2 separate regions of the Mus musculus genome follow, and region 1 is linked to region 2. The links are chromatin loops, found by intact Hi-C in ENCODE. Cell type or tissue: heart. All regions are shown on one strand. Links, peaks and the distances in the headings refer to the core of each region. The heading gives the core; the rest is flanking DNA.

Region 1 (5,000 bases), core at 1-5,000, 75 kb after region 2:
CTGCTCTTGTAGACGACCTGAGATTGACTCCAGCATATTTGTCAGGAAATTCACAACTGTGAATACACAGCCTGTGACTACAGCTTCAGGGGATCCAACCCCTCTGGTGTCCTCTGACACCTGCACTCATGTACTCACCCACATATACATCATTAACAGATGCCTAGTGTTCCTCCCCCGCCCCCGCCCCCCACTATGCCTTATGTCTATCTAGCCTCAGTTTAAGATAAAACTCACTCTTTTTTCTTCCTGTACTACTGTCCAAATTTTCTTTTTTTTTTTTTTTAAAGATTTATTTATTATTATATGTAAGTACACTGTAGCTGTCTTCAGACACTCCAGAAGAGGGCGCCAGATCTTGTTACGGATGGTTATGAGCCACCATGTGGTTGCTGGGATTTGAACTCTGGACCTTCGGAAGAGCAGTCGGGTGCTCTTACCCACTGAGCCATCTCACCAGCCCCCAAATTTTCCAGTAGTCTTACTGAGGGGGCAGAGGCATATTTTATACTCTAGAACTTAGGAAACTCTGGGATATGAGATATCTATTGAGCAGATGTTTGTTAAGCTGTGTATGCCCTTGTTAGATATGCAGTAAGGCTGACCACTGCAATTTTTGCAAACATACAGATTTACTGTCACTGAGACGGTACACTGCACTTAGTACAACCCAGAACCATGTGCGTGTGTGAATGCCAAAGTTAAAAGGTTTCATAAGATATGTCCCTTAATTCTGAAATGGATATTCTGATAGTTTCTGATGACCTTTCAAAATGACCCTGATCTGCTAAATTTGTTTCATGAACTGAAATGAACACAGTCATTTATCTGGTCTCACCTTGTGTCTCTTTATGGTCCAAATATTACCAACACCCTCACTCTTTCTAAAGACTGTTTTCAGACATTAATAATTTATCATGGCTACTTTCTAGCTTCTCTCAGCTCCTCCAAACCAAGAAGCTATGGGGATTGTCAACAACTGGTGGAAGGCTTCCCAGCACCAGTTCCCATGCTTGCCCTCCTCCCTCCATCAGGCAGGTGGGCTTGCCTCATAGTTACCTACCTTTGGCAACCTTCCCCTCATAGTTACCTACCCTTGGTAGCCTTCCCCTGGACCTGTCAGGGAAACAGTTGCTTCTTGTAGAATATTTACAGTTAAATTCTAGGTTCTGGGTAGAGGGCACTCCTATAATCACAGCACTCAGGAGGCAGAGGCAGGTGGATCTCTGTGAGTTCAAGGTTAGACTGGTCTACATAGAGAGCTCCAGGCCAGCCAGAACTACATAGTGAAACTCTGTTTAAAAAGCTAAAAACAGGGCTGGTGAGATGGCTCAGTGGGTAAGAGCACCCGACTGCTCTTCCGAAGGTCCAGAGTTCAAATTCCAGCAACCACATGGTGGCTCATAACCATCCGTAACAAGATCTGGCGCCCTCTTCTGGAGTGTCTGAGGACAGCTACAGTGTACTTACATATAATAATAAATAAATCTTTATAAAAAAAAAAAAAAAGCTAAAAACAGGGCTGGGAAGATGGTTCAGCAGTTAAGAGCTAAGAGCTCTAACTGCTTTTCTAGAAGTCCTGAGTTCAATTCCCAGCAACCCCGTGGTGGCTCACGACTATCTGTAATAAGACCTGATGCCCTCTTCTGGTGTGTCTGAAGACAGCTACAATGTACTCACATATATTAAATAAATAAATCTTAAAAAAATAAACAAAAACAAAAACAAAACTAAAAACAATGAGCTGGAGAGATGGCTCAGTGGTTAAGAGCACTGCCTGCTCTTCCAGAGCACCAGGGTTCAATTCCCAGCATCCACATGGCAGTTCACAACTGTCTGTAACTCCAGTTCCAGGGTATCTGACATCCTCACACAGACATACGTGCAGGCAAAACACCACTGTACATAAAAAATAAATTACTAGGAGAAAAAGAGAAAAATTAGACTTTGGTCTCTTCTATGCTTTCAACTCATTATTCTCTCTGGATCAATGTGGGGTACGTTTTTCTGTTTTTGTTTTTGCTTTTTTAATTTTACCAAGAATGGATCAGTTTTTTTTCCCACCCAGGGTACTAGGAATTGAATCTATGGTTCATGTTTGTCAAACAAACAAACACAAACAAACAAAAAGCCTACCACTGAGCCATGTCTCCAGCTCTCCTTCTACTCTTTATTTTTAAAATATAGTAATTTTATTTATTTATTTGTGTGTGTGTGTGGGGGGGGGTGCGAGAAACACACCCATGCCTGAGCACTCCACAGTGAGTTGAGATCAAAGGACAGTTTACAAGAACTGGTTCTCTCCTTCCACACGTGGGTCCCAGGGATTACAAACTCAGGGGATCACGTTGGTGGCACTTCTTTACCCACTGAGTCATATGAATGACCCTTTTACTCTTTATATTTGACACAGGATCTTACAAAGTTTTCCAGGTGGGCCTTGAACTTAGAATGTATAGAATACATTCGGCTGTATACTGGATTTAGACTCACCTTCTTGAGTAAAGGGTACTAGGCTCGGTTCCTGACGATACATCTAGCTCTAAGAATCAAATTCCTATTTGTTTTGTTCACTCAGAACTCACTATGTAGTCCGTGCTGGCTTCAAATTCCTAGCAACTCTCGGGCTTAACGTGGATGCTGTTGAGATTTCACTGTATAGTTGGGCTGACCTGGAGCTCTCTATAGACCAGCCTGGCCTTGAATTCACAGTAGATTCTAGCTAGGACCTACTTTAAAATTTTTTTTTAAATGCACGTATGTGTTTATCTATTTAGTGGGTTTGGGATAGTGGAAGTAAGAGGATAATTATAATTTGCCGAAACTGCATACCTCCTACCATGAGTTTTCAAGTAGAATCCACGTCTTCAGGCTTGGTAGCAAGTGCCTTTAACTGCTAAATCATCTCGCCAGCTCAGGTATCGCTTTTGATTATTTAGAACTATTTCAGCTAATCCTGAAGCACTATCAATAGTAAATGTCTATGGACACCAATTACAGATCTCCAGGTGGATTACCAGAGAGCGAATGCGAGCTGTGAGTGGCGCCCCTTAGTGGGCAGTGGTGACTGGGTGTGGCTGAGTCCTGACCGCAAGTGGATACAGACCTGCGGAGCCTCCTGCTGGCACCACACAGCATCATGAATAATTGAGGCCAATTCCCTGGACAGTGACATTCCACACCCTCCGAGACAGCCTACATCTCCCAGCAAGCCCCGCGCGAGCCCGGAACTACATATCCCGGCGGGCCCCGCGCGATGTCGGACGGTGGTCAATGGCCCACACTCCAAGTTGCTCTTGTGTTTTTACCTGGCGGCAGAGAACGTCTGGAAGCGCAGGGATTGTAGCGACCATCCTGGAACTGGGCCACCCCGGATTCCGAACCGAAATAAGTGCACCAACATGTTGAGGCAATAAGATAGGGGCAGCCAGCAACGGCAATCTCACACTTATCCTACCGAGGGTTCCATGTTCGCTATGGCCCCATCCCGACAACCCCTTCCCATTCTCAGCGATGATTGGAGAAAAGACACATCAGTCTTGCTGCAAGCTGTGATTGGATAAAATGTTGGCTGTAGGCGGGACCGAGCAGAAGCAGCTCTAGCTATTTGCTCAGTGGCCTGAAGTCAGGTGCGGGTCAGAGGTTGTGCGACGTTCATTCTCACATTAGAGGACGTCCTGGCGCTTCTGACCTTGAGCCCTTTCTCTAGAGTTGTTCCAGACAATCTCTATGCTCCCTGGCATCACAGGAAGTGGTGGTTTCGTGAGAAGGAATATGTGAAAACAGACCTGAGAGTTAAAAAAAAAAACTACACACAGACACACACACACACACACACACACACACACCCCTCAACCCAAACCAAACAAAAACATACATGCACGTAACGTGCCACCACTTGAGTCTCTAATCTCCCTATGTGATCCTGCTACTCACAGTTATCGTGAATTATTAGTATGTAGGTCATGAAGTTAATCAAAGTGCAACCTAAGAGCTAACCTTTAGGTTCCTTCTTCATTTGGGTCTGAATCACTGGCCTAAGGTTCCAGCTCAAAAGTGAATAGCTCTTGCAGCAGTTGGGCTAAGCTTATTCTTGCTATAATTGTCTCCCAAAGTACCCCCAAGACCTGCTACATAGCTCTGACTAGCCTGAGACTCTCTTTATAGCCCAGGCTTGTCTTGAACTCACCATCCTTCCTTCCCAGTGTTGGGATTAGAGGCTTGAGTCACTATGCCTTCTGTGTAATTATTATTTTTGTTTTAACTCCTCCACTGGGCTGTGGTTTCTTGGTGGGAGTGGCTCTGACTCATACCCGTTCCCCTCCACGCGAGAAAGGCACGCTATTGTCCACTGTCCACCAGGGGGTGCTGTTTCTAGCTCACATTTACTCTCTGGTAATCCATCTGGACATTTGAACATTGTTATGTTACTAGTATCATTGTCATTTATTGGTGGTGCTTCCGGGACTCAATTTTTCTTGAGCTGAGGGTCGCAAAGTCATGCTCTGGAATGAGCAGAGTGAAACTAGACAGAGCAATGAGCCAGAATTTGCTTGAGTTTGGGGCTGAGGAGATAAGGATGTGTGTAGAGGTAGTCTTAAGCAAGTATATACTATATGTGAGTAATGTCAGAGGGAGGTACCAGCTAAAGCCACACTTAACCTCTCTCTCTCTAGAGGTCTCAGAAAGATCATGGGAATTTCCTGCCACCGGGGTACCCCCCCACGCCCACTTCCTTGGGATTCCATTTTGCCACAAAGCATAGCTTTGCACCTTACCTAGACACAAAAGTATGGGAGTCATGAACTCTTGTTATATAAGAAAATCAGGCAGTCTGGGATAAACCTGTGGGATGTTCCATGGATGTCCTCCACGCTCCTCCAGGAAATGCTCTAGGAAGCACAGTTTTCCTCTCCGCCTCTGAGATACTGGCTTGATCGCTGGAGGCCCTGACACCTGCTCCATAAGTCAATATCTCAGGCATGGGCTTCAGTAGGGCA
Region 2 (8,440 bases), core at 1,890-6,889:
CTCCAGGAACGTCATGCTGGTGGGCCGCGGCCTGGATGCCCTCTCTCCAGGTCCGCGGCTGCGCCGGATAGGCGCGGGGCTGAGCTCAGGGCTGGGCGGTGGCGAGCCGGGCCGTTCTGAGGGCGCAGGGCCCCGACGGCCGTGGCGCGGGCGCAAGAGGCCAAGCAGCAGGCCGCGCGCGCCGGAGGGCGCCGACCCCGGAGTCCCGGAGCACACGCTCCGTGGCCGCGAAGGCTGTTCGCGTGCGGCGCACAAGGCGGCCTGCAGGGCGGCGGCGGTCCGGTCGGCCGAGGTGCTGTGCAGGTCCAGCGAGTCGCAGACGCTGAGGGCGCGGCGGCAGACGGCGGGCCGCTCCCCGCTGCAGCTTTCCCCCGGCGACCAGCCCCGCTCCATGCTCAGGGCCCACAGGCGAAGGCCAGGCCCATGGCGAGGGACGCGGGGCTGGGCCCAGGCCGGGGCCGCGGCCGGGGCGCACGGACCTCGGCCTCTGGGCACCTGGTGCGGGCCGATGGAGTCCCTCGACTCCTCCACTTGAGCCTGCAAGCCCAGACCTGGAAGGGCCTGGAGCCAGCCTAACCAGGAGAGGCGGCAAGTCTGGCCTGGAACACCCAGGAACGGCGGTGCAGGGCAGCCCCTAGGAGCCCTCAGAAAACAGGAAATTCCAGCCAGGGCTCCTCCTAAGACTGGGCAGGTAGGTGAGGAGTTGTCATTAAGAGCAGGCCAAATAAATAACAGTCCTCAAGCACACCCCACAAGAGACCGTTTTTTGCAGAAAAGTGAACCATTTTCTCTTTCTCCAAAGAGGGAAGACCAAGACCCAGGATTCCAGGGCCGTCCAGATTCGTTAGAAGACCCAATTCTGAGCCAGGAGACAAGCAAATCTTATGCTTTCTCTGAGCTTCAGACTTCTGTCTGTAAACTGGAGAATTTAGCGAAGTGACCCTATTTCAGAGTTCCACTCTGATGTTCTTAAGGCTGAGAGGTGCTTGATGCTACAGCAGGTGATGTTGATGACTGAGGAAGCCTGTTTCTTTGGAGATTATAAAACTCAGAAGACACGACTTTGCTTGGACTGGGCCAAAGGGCAGAAAAAAAAAAAAAAAAAAAAGAGCAAAAGGTAAACCTGAGTGCCGGGAGGAACACCAAGCCCCTGCCGCCTAGCTAGGGCCACTCAGTGTAGCATTGAGAGGAGCTGGGCACTTACCTGCCAGAGCTGACACTGCAAACTCCACCACCCCTAATCTTATAAAGCCAGCGTCTTAAGTGGCATCAGAGTGTGGGCTGCACACACTGCCCTGATAACTCAGATTCAGCCCAGGCTGTGGTAAAGCTCTGTCTGTGACTGATCCTGCACTGCCTTCATCACTCCTGGCCAGACAGCAGCTTCATCACCCACATAAGACATGTACTGGCACCAGGAGCAGACTGGGAGAGAGCAGTTTAGGGTAGTGCTTGAGTGTCCCTGGAGAGACTGATCATCCTCCCAGGTCGCCTCCACCCAGCCCAGCCCAGCCCATCCCCATGGCCCTTTCAGCTTGAGAACCTCCTGGTCTCAGTGAGAACAGGCAGACAGAAAAAGCAGCAAATTCCTGAGGGGGCGGGGGCTGGGGGTGGGGGTGGGGCTGGGGCTGGGGCTGGGGCTGGGGGAATGCCTGGGAAGGCAGGGCCTCTCCAATCAAGGTGCTCTGAGAAAAGAGAGCCGGAAACTTTCAAGCCCTGGGCTGGATCTCTCTGGCCTTCTGCTCTCTCTCTCTGCTCTCTCTCGTGGGACTAGTAATTAAGAGTGGAGAGGGTAGCTGCCTCCCTGTTCCTTGTAACAGGGGTAATAGGCAGTTCCACAGAGGAGCCTTTCCCAGGACCTCAGGAAGGCCCAGGGACAGACAAAAGCCCATCACTCCTGACTTACAATTTCTAACGTAAGTTAGCCAGCTTTCTTGAGCTACACCTTAACACTGCCAAGCTGGAGCTAGAGAGGTGGCTCAGCAGTTAAACGCACTAAATGTTCCTCCAGAGAACTAGGGTTCTACTCCCACTATCCATGCAGTAGCTTACAATGGTCTGTAACTCCAAGACCTGACACCCTCACACACACACAGGCAAAGCACAATGCACATAAAAGTAAACTTAAAAAATAAACACAGGGGCTGGTGAGATGGCTCAGTGGATAAGAACGCCAACTACTCTTCCGAAGGTACAGAGTTCAAATCCCAGCAACCACATGGTGGCTCACAACCATCCATAACGAAATCTGATGTCCTCTTCTGGAGTACCTGAGGACAGCTACAGTGTACTTACATATAATAAATAAATAAATCTTTTTAAAAATAAATAAACACATAAATAAACACAAAACTGCCAGGTCAGGGGGCCCGGGGGTGGGGGGGAGGTTGTCTTGATTCACCCCTGGGCAGACAGTCCTGAGAACTGTAAGAGTGGGCTGACACTGGGGTCCAGACTGTCACAAGAACACGCCCACAGAATCAACTGAGCAGGGCTCACAGGGGCTCACAGAGCCTGCACATGCCTGAGCTAGGTCCTCGGCATGCTATGGTTGTGGGACTCCCAGTGTGGGAGGTGGGAGCGGGGGCGGCTGTCTCTGGCTGCACTTGCCTACTCTTGAGCCCCCTTTGCTCCTACTGGGTTGCCTCATCCAGCCTTGATGTGAGGGTTTGTGCCTGGTCTTGTTGTAACTTGTTATGCTGTTGTTCGGTTGATAGCCCTGGGAGGTCTACTCTGGTTTTTGAGTGGATCTGGATGAGAGGGGAAAAGAGGGGAGGGACTGGAAGGTGTGGAGCATGTAGAAACTAAGGTAAGAATGTATGAGAGAATTTAAAAAAAAAAAAAAAAGTGGGCTGAGAAAGCCACACGGAGCAGACCAGTAAGTACCAAATGCCCTGCTTCAGTTTCTGCCCTGACGTCCTTCAATGATTGATTGTGATGTGGAAGTGTAAGCAAAGTAAGACGTCTCCTTTCCAGGTTGTTAATGTCATGATGTTTATTACAGCAACAGAAACCCTAAAACAGTTCCCTGCCTTCATCTACCTATCCTGTCTATCCCACACATGGGAGGTATCTATTCTTCCACAAAAGACTAGGACTGCCCATCACAGCCCCATGCACTCCCAATGAAAATCCAAGAACAGGACAGTAGCTAAGAAGCCAGTGTCTGAGGACAAGGTGCCCAATGGGTGGCTTTAGCAGTGTGAGAACAGCTGTGTGGGACGGGTGCTAGTCGTGTAATACAGTCATACACCCGCCCTGAACGCTCTTGACAACCACGCTCTGTTCCTCCAACAGCCATCACCTACAAAGAGCAGTAAGGCTGGCATTGAAAGCTGTGCTGGACCTGTTCAGGACCAGGGCCCCACAGAACCATCCCCCTCAGACCTGTTCAGGAAAACCAGAACCCACAGAACCAGCCCCTCTTTGGGCAGCTGATTCTCAAGTGCCAGGCTGCAACTGTCTCACGGGGGCTGTGTGTATGGCTCTTTGGAAGTTTCTGAAGGATTAGTGATGAATCTCTCAAGTCCTGAGTATCCATTCTAGGTCAGGATGAACAACTGATTCATTGGCCATTCTGGGCCTCAGCCCCCTGCAGAGGCACAGGAACAGAGAAGTCTCTAGGCAGAAAGGACCTCGTGAACAGGGATGAGATACACCTTAGCAGAGGAGAAGGACAACTCCCACAGGCTTCCAGTTGGTCTCCAGTGCTTGCTACTGATGCACTGATAATCACAATGACTGACACATAATCCACAACAAATGGCAGCTGCCATTCTACAAAGGACCAGTTTTTGCCTGGAGACCAAAGTTTACATGCACCTGGCTTCCCAAGGATGAGGCATTAGATCTTCAGGTATGGCCTGTATGTTCCACAGCTCTCTTTGGCCACAAGGTGGCAGCAGAGCATCTTCCTGGCCCGGCATGCTAGCACTAGGGCCTTGGGCTGGCCACAGGTTCCCACCACCTCCATTCGGATCCCGACCATCTATTACCTCTCTTCAAAAAGGGATCCTCTGTCCAATAACCACGTATGCTACCACATCAACTTCCTAATGGTCTTATCCCATCTGCTACCACACTGACATCGGTATTCATGTCCATGAAGGTGTCTGTAACCTGGTAAAAAAATGATCTTCTTGTCACTGCCAACAGAGCCCTGCAGTCCATGACACTGTATCTAACCATGTCTCTGTGCCCAACCTTGCTTGATCTCACCTATCCCCCCCCCTTAACTATACAGTATCTATCCATCCCTTGTCCTTTTGGTCACTTGGAACTCAATGGAACTGTCCCTCCCTTCAGTGACCTCTGTCAATATCACCTTACTCCACTGTGAGATGCCTTCCTCACGCATCCTACTTCCCACTGGAGTAACCTCACTAGAGTTCTGGCAACACGTGAATTGTGTACCAGGGCTCTTCCTTAAGGAGACAGCTCCTGGTTGGACAGTCGGCTGATAGTGTAAGACACAACGCCATAATCCACACAAACCCAAAGCAGACAATCACAACCTGGGCTCAACCTCACCTCCAGCACTGCGTGTGCGATGGATCAACTTGCTTCTGAGCACATTTGTGAGGAAGACTCTAGGTGGAGATAACTCAGGTGGAAAGACATGCCCTAAATGTGGGTGGTGGCATTCCACAGACTGGATCCTGGACTAAATTAAGAGTGGCGCGCCAGAAGTCACCACTCCTGCTTCCTGACTTCAGATGCAATGTAACCAGCTGCCCCACATTCCCGCTGCCTGCTTTCCCCACTACAATGGTCAGCACAGTCAAAGGCAAACCAAGAGAAACCTTTCCTTCCTGAAGTTGCTTTTTGGTCACAGAAACACAAAAAGCAGCTAATTATAGGCACCCACTAGCTGTGTGACCACATCGGAATCTTGTTGAGCCTCAGATATGGTGTATAAAATAGAGAAAACCCCCTTTCCCAGCTCAAGCTGTAAACAGAGCAATGACAGGGTCTTTGACCCTGGTGGGCTGCAGGTGATCTGTAACTGGTGCAGCCCCACTAAGTAAGAAAGGGTGGTATAAACAAGAGGGATTAAAACCAGTGCCACACGCCCAATAGGCTAGGTAGACACTCAGGCCAAGGGCTGCAGTTCACATGTGCCAGGACAGCCAAACCTAGGCTGGTCCTCTCTACCCTCCAAGCTGGGGGCCCTGGAGATTTGAGGCCCTAGATGTAGGCCTCAGACATAACATGTGGAGACAGCAGTGTTGTGTTTGTACTTAAGACTGCAGTGGGTGGGCTCCTGATCTGACATTTGGCCTAACCATGCAGAGGACTGCTAATCTAAATCTTCACAGTGGAGCTGAAGGTGCAGCTCAGCCCTAGTTTGTTTAGCATGTGGAGTTGATCCCAAGCACAGCATAAACTAGCCACTTAAGGCACACCTGTCATCCCAGTACTCAGAGGGTCAAGACCATTCTCAGCTGTATCATGAGTTGAGGCCAGCCTGGGCCACATAAGACCCTGTCTTTAAAAACAAAGACACAAGAAGATGGCCATCTATTAGCCAAGGAGAAGCCTGTGGCAAATGTGTTCCTAGTACCTTCAGAAGCAGTGTGGCCCTGGCGGCACCTCGATCTCGTCAGACTTCTTCATTTCTGAAATATGATAAATTGCTATCTGGCTCATGGTAATTTGTTATGATTCGTTGCCCAAGGAAAGTACAAAAGAGCCCTATAGAAAAAAACCTCTGAGCTGGGGTGGTTTCTGGGAGATTCCCAGGCCCCTGCAACCTGGCAGGATTTCAACTTAGAGGCTACAGCCTAGACTTTTGGAGGTGACAACTATGCTACTCTGAGAGGCAGTGAACTGTCTAAGGTTGCACAGCCTGTAGGTACTAGAGCCCAGAAGAGGCCCAGAACTCCAAACCTTAGGCTTCCAAGTACACACACACACACACACACACGCACACGCACACGCACACGCACACACACACACTCCCACAGACATGCATGTCTCGTTGGAGAGGACCAGGACCAACCTGCTGGTTCCTCTTTATCCCAAGTCCGTCTGATCCACAATCCAGAAAGTGATTTTGCAGCAGCATCCCTCACCTATTTCTTTCTTTTTTAAAAAGGTCTCTTCCTTCAGAATTGAACACACAGCAGCCAGATGTGGACCCATACTTGTGATCCCAACTCTGAGGGTCCTAGGCTGAGGCAGGGCTGCCATGACTGTCTTAAAAAGGACAGAAGTTCCATGATTAAAACTTTGCTTCCCTTAGCTGATGTGTTTCTGTTTCTTCCCCCCCCCCGCCCCCCCCCCCCCCCCCGCGTCTGACAATGGGTACTGAACAGCAGTGGTTCTCAAACATTTGGGAGTCAAATGGGTGCCCTATGAGACCATCAGAAAACACTTTTATGAGTCATAAAAGTAACAAAATTACAGTTACGAAGTAACAGTGAAAATAATTTTTATGGTTGGGGTCACCATACAGCAAAGCCACAGCATCAGGACCTCTGACCTCGGGCCTCATGCATCCTGGGCAAGGGCTCGACCACTGAACTGCCAGCTTCAATGGGTTTCTAAACCCCATCCATTTATCATCTCTTCATTTCGTTACTAAGTTTTGAGACAGGGTAACAACTTCCAAGCCAGCCATGGCTATATGATTAAAGACCCTGCCTGTCTCAAAAAGTGGAGGGTTTGCGGTGATGCAGAGCATTTGTCCAGGTGCACAAAGCACAAAGATCTGGGTTCAACCCACCCTTAGGATCCTATCAACCCTCCATGATAACAGCATATTCTTAAAAGCCTAGCATTTGAGAGGTAGAAGGACCAGTTCAAGGTCATTCCCAGTTACACAGATGGAACTCGCCCAGTCATCCACCAGAAAGGTAGGGTGAACCCTTGCTACAGGTGCATGCAGACAGACAGACACACATACATACACACCCCACAGAACTTTCTAGTTCTGCTCTGTGGACAGGGCATACAGTAGCTTTATCTCCCTGGATGTGTGTTTCTCTGATTTCGAGGAGAATAATTTTTCATGATGACTGACTCCATGAATTTATTGTTCATGTCTCTCTCATCCTATTCTTTGCCTGCTTTTCTCTTGCATTTTTCAAACCTGTTTCTTAACAACTTGCAGGAGTTCTCTGAAGAAGGGAACATGTTAGCTGCTTATCCAGTACACGTACACTGTGTGATAAGAGATGTAATTATACTGACTGGCTTGTAATGGATTAGAACATATGAAAACTACCACCAGCCGCCCACCAGACAAGAACAGTGTTTGTTGGGGGAAGGGAGGAGCAGCCTATCCACTGAACCTAGCAGGGCTACAGACACAAGGAAGGACCGCTGAGGGATGGGGTAAGGACTGTATTGACTTTATTTCCAGGGTGTGGATGTAACCCTCTACAACCTGCTTACTAACACAGGACAGGAGATGAGCTCTGTTTCAAATGCTCTGCCATGATGACCAAGCAGCCTAAAGTCCTTTTTTGTTTGTTTGTTTTTAAACTTCTCCATACTCCAGTTTCCCCACCTACAAAATGGAGTCAAAATACCTTGGGAAAATGATCTAAAACTCACAGTTAGAATGACAAGTGGTGGTGGGCAGTATCAGGGCTACCACACGTGCCAGAGCAAAGCCCCTCTCTTGTTGCTTTTCTGCCTGAGGTAGCAGGAGCTGATTCTGAAGCTCCAGCTCAGAATCCTGCAGCTCCTCCTCACTCACAGCGAGAGCTGTCAATCTTGTGACATTTGCAGCACAAACACAAACGGTGCCGGCGGCGCGTTTATACGGTTTGTAACCCATCACGGCAGCAATTCTCACAATCACATCACTACTCTAGGAAAACTGTCCGGCGGTGCTTGTCAAGGCAGCTGGGCAGTGCTGCAGCCACTGGCCACATCTACTCAGCCACCCAACCCCAGAGCCAGCAGGGCCCCAGCACCGATCCCCTGCCCTAACCCTGTGCCCTTGGGATTCTGAAAGCACAGTGTTTCTTTGACGGCCAGCTTACCATCACACTGCACACATGTGCCCATCTCCTGCTTACAGCAATAGGAGAGTATTCACACCCACACGACCCACTTCCAACCTGGGTACCTGGCTTGTCAAAGAAACAGACTGTACTGCTTGTCAAATTTGGGCATCCTGAAAGAAAAGGCTGTGATACTGCTGTCCCCATGTTTAGACTTAACTCTGTCTGCCCTGTTTCCCCTGTGGTTCCTCCTCCTGGACTGGTACAGTCCACCCCAGCTTCCCAGGCAGAAAGGGATGAGGCAGTCAAACAGACTATCCAGGAAGTGATCCTCTGCCAACATCCCTGAGATGCTGTCCCCACCCTCCTGAATTTAGCCCTTGTCTAGGCCCTACTGTAAGGAAGTCAGTTTTTCTCCCTATCCTACCCCAAACACCATCAAGGTCTATTGCTTAACAAGGCCCATGAGATATGGTCTCATCAGC

What was found. Peaks named below come from ENCODE experiments on the same cell type or tissue, not always from the same donor. Only the 100,000 strongest peaks of a DNase experiment are listed, where the experiment ranks them.
Region 1: a loop joins it to region 2, with 8 times the contacts of the local background. A loop is called at or near these places in 12 of 42 quality-filtered maps.

What each region holds. Positions count from the first base shown.
Region 1 is chr5:24,392,892-24,397,891 of GRCm38, reverse strand. It overlaps Abcb8 (ATP-binding cassette, sub-family B (MDR/TAP), member 8), which reads right to left and starts at 3,736. Exons shown (of 16, transcript NM_029020.3): 1 at 3,309-3,736. The coding sequence starts at 3,403. In heart, for the core only: CTCF peaks have their summits at 1,437 (motif pointing left), 3,081 (motif pointing left) and 4,358 (motif pointing right); DNase peaks (open chromatin) are centred at 3,221, 3,541 and 4,351; H3K4me3 peaks cover 1,258 bases; H3K27ac peaks cover 1,596 bases.
Region 2 is chr5:24,466,259-24,474,698 of GRCm38, reverse strand. The region is part of intron 1 of Agap3 (ArfGAP with GTPase domain, ankyrin repeat and PH domain 3); the gene reads right to left. Among named protein-coding and RNA genes, the nearest start is that of Agap3, 18 kb to the right of the region's middle. In heart, for the core only: no CTCF peak of the experiment used is centred there; DNase peaks (open chromatin) are centred at 2,575 and 3,898; H3K4me3 peaks cover 104 bases; H3K27ac peaks cover 94 bases.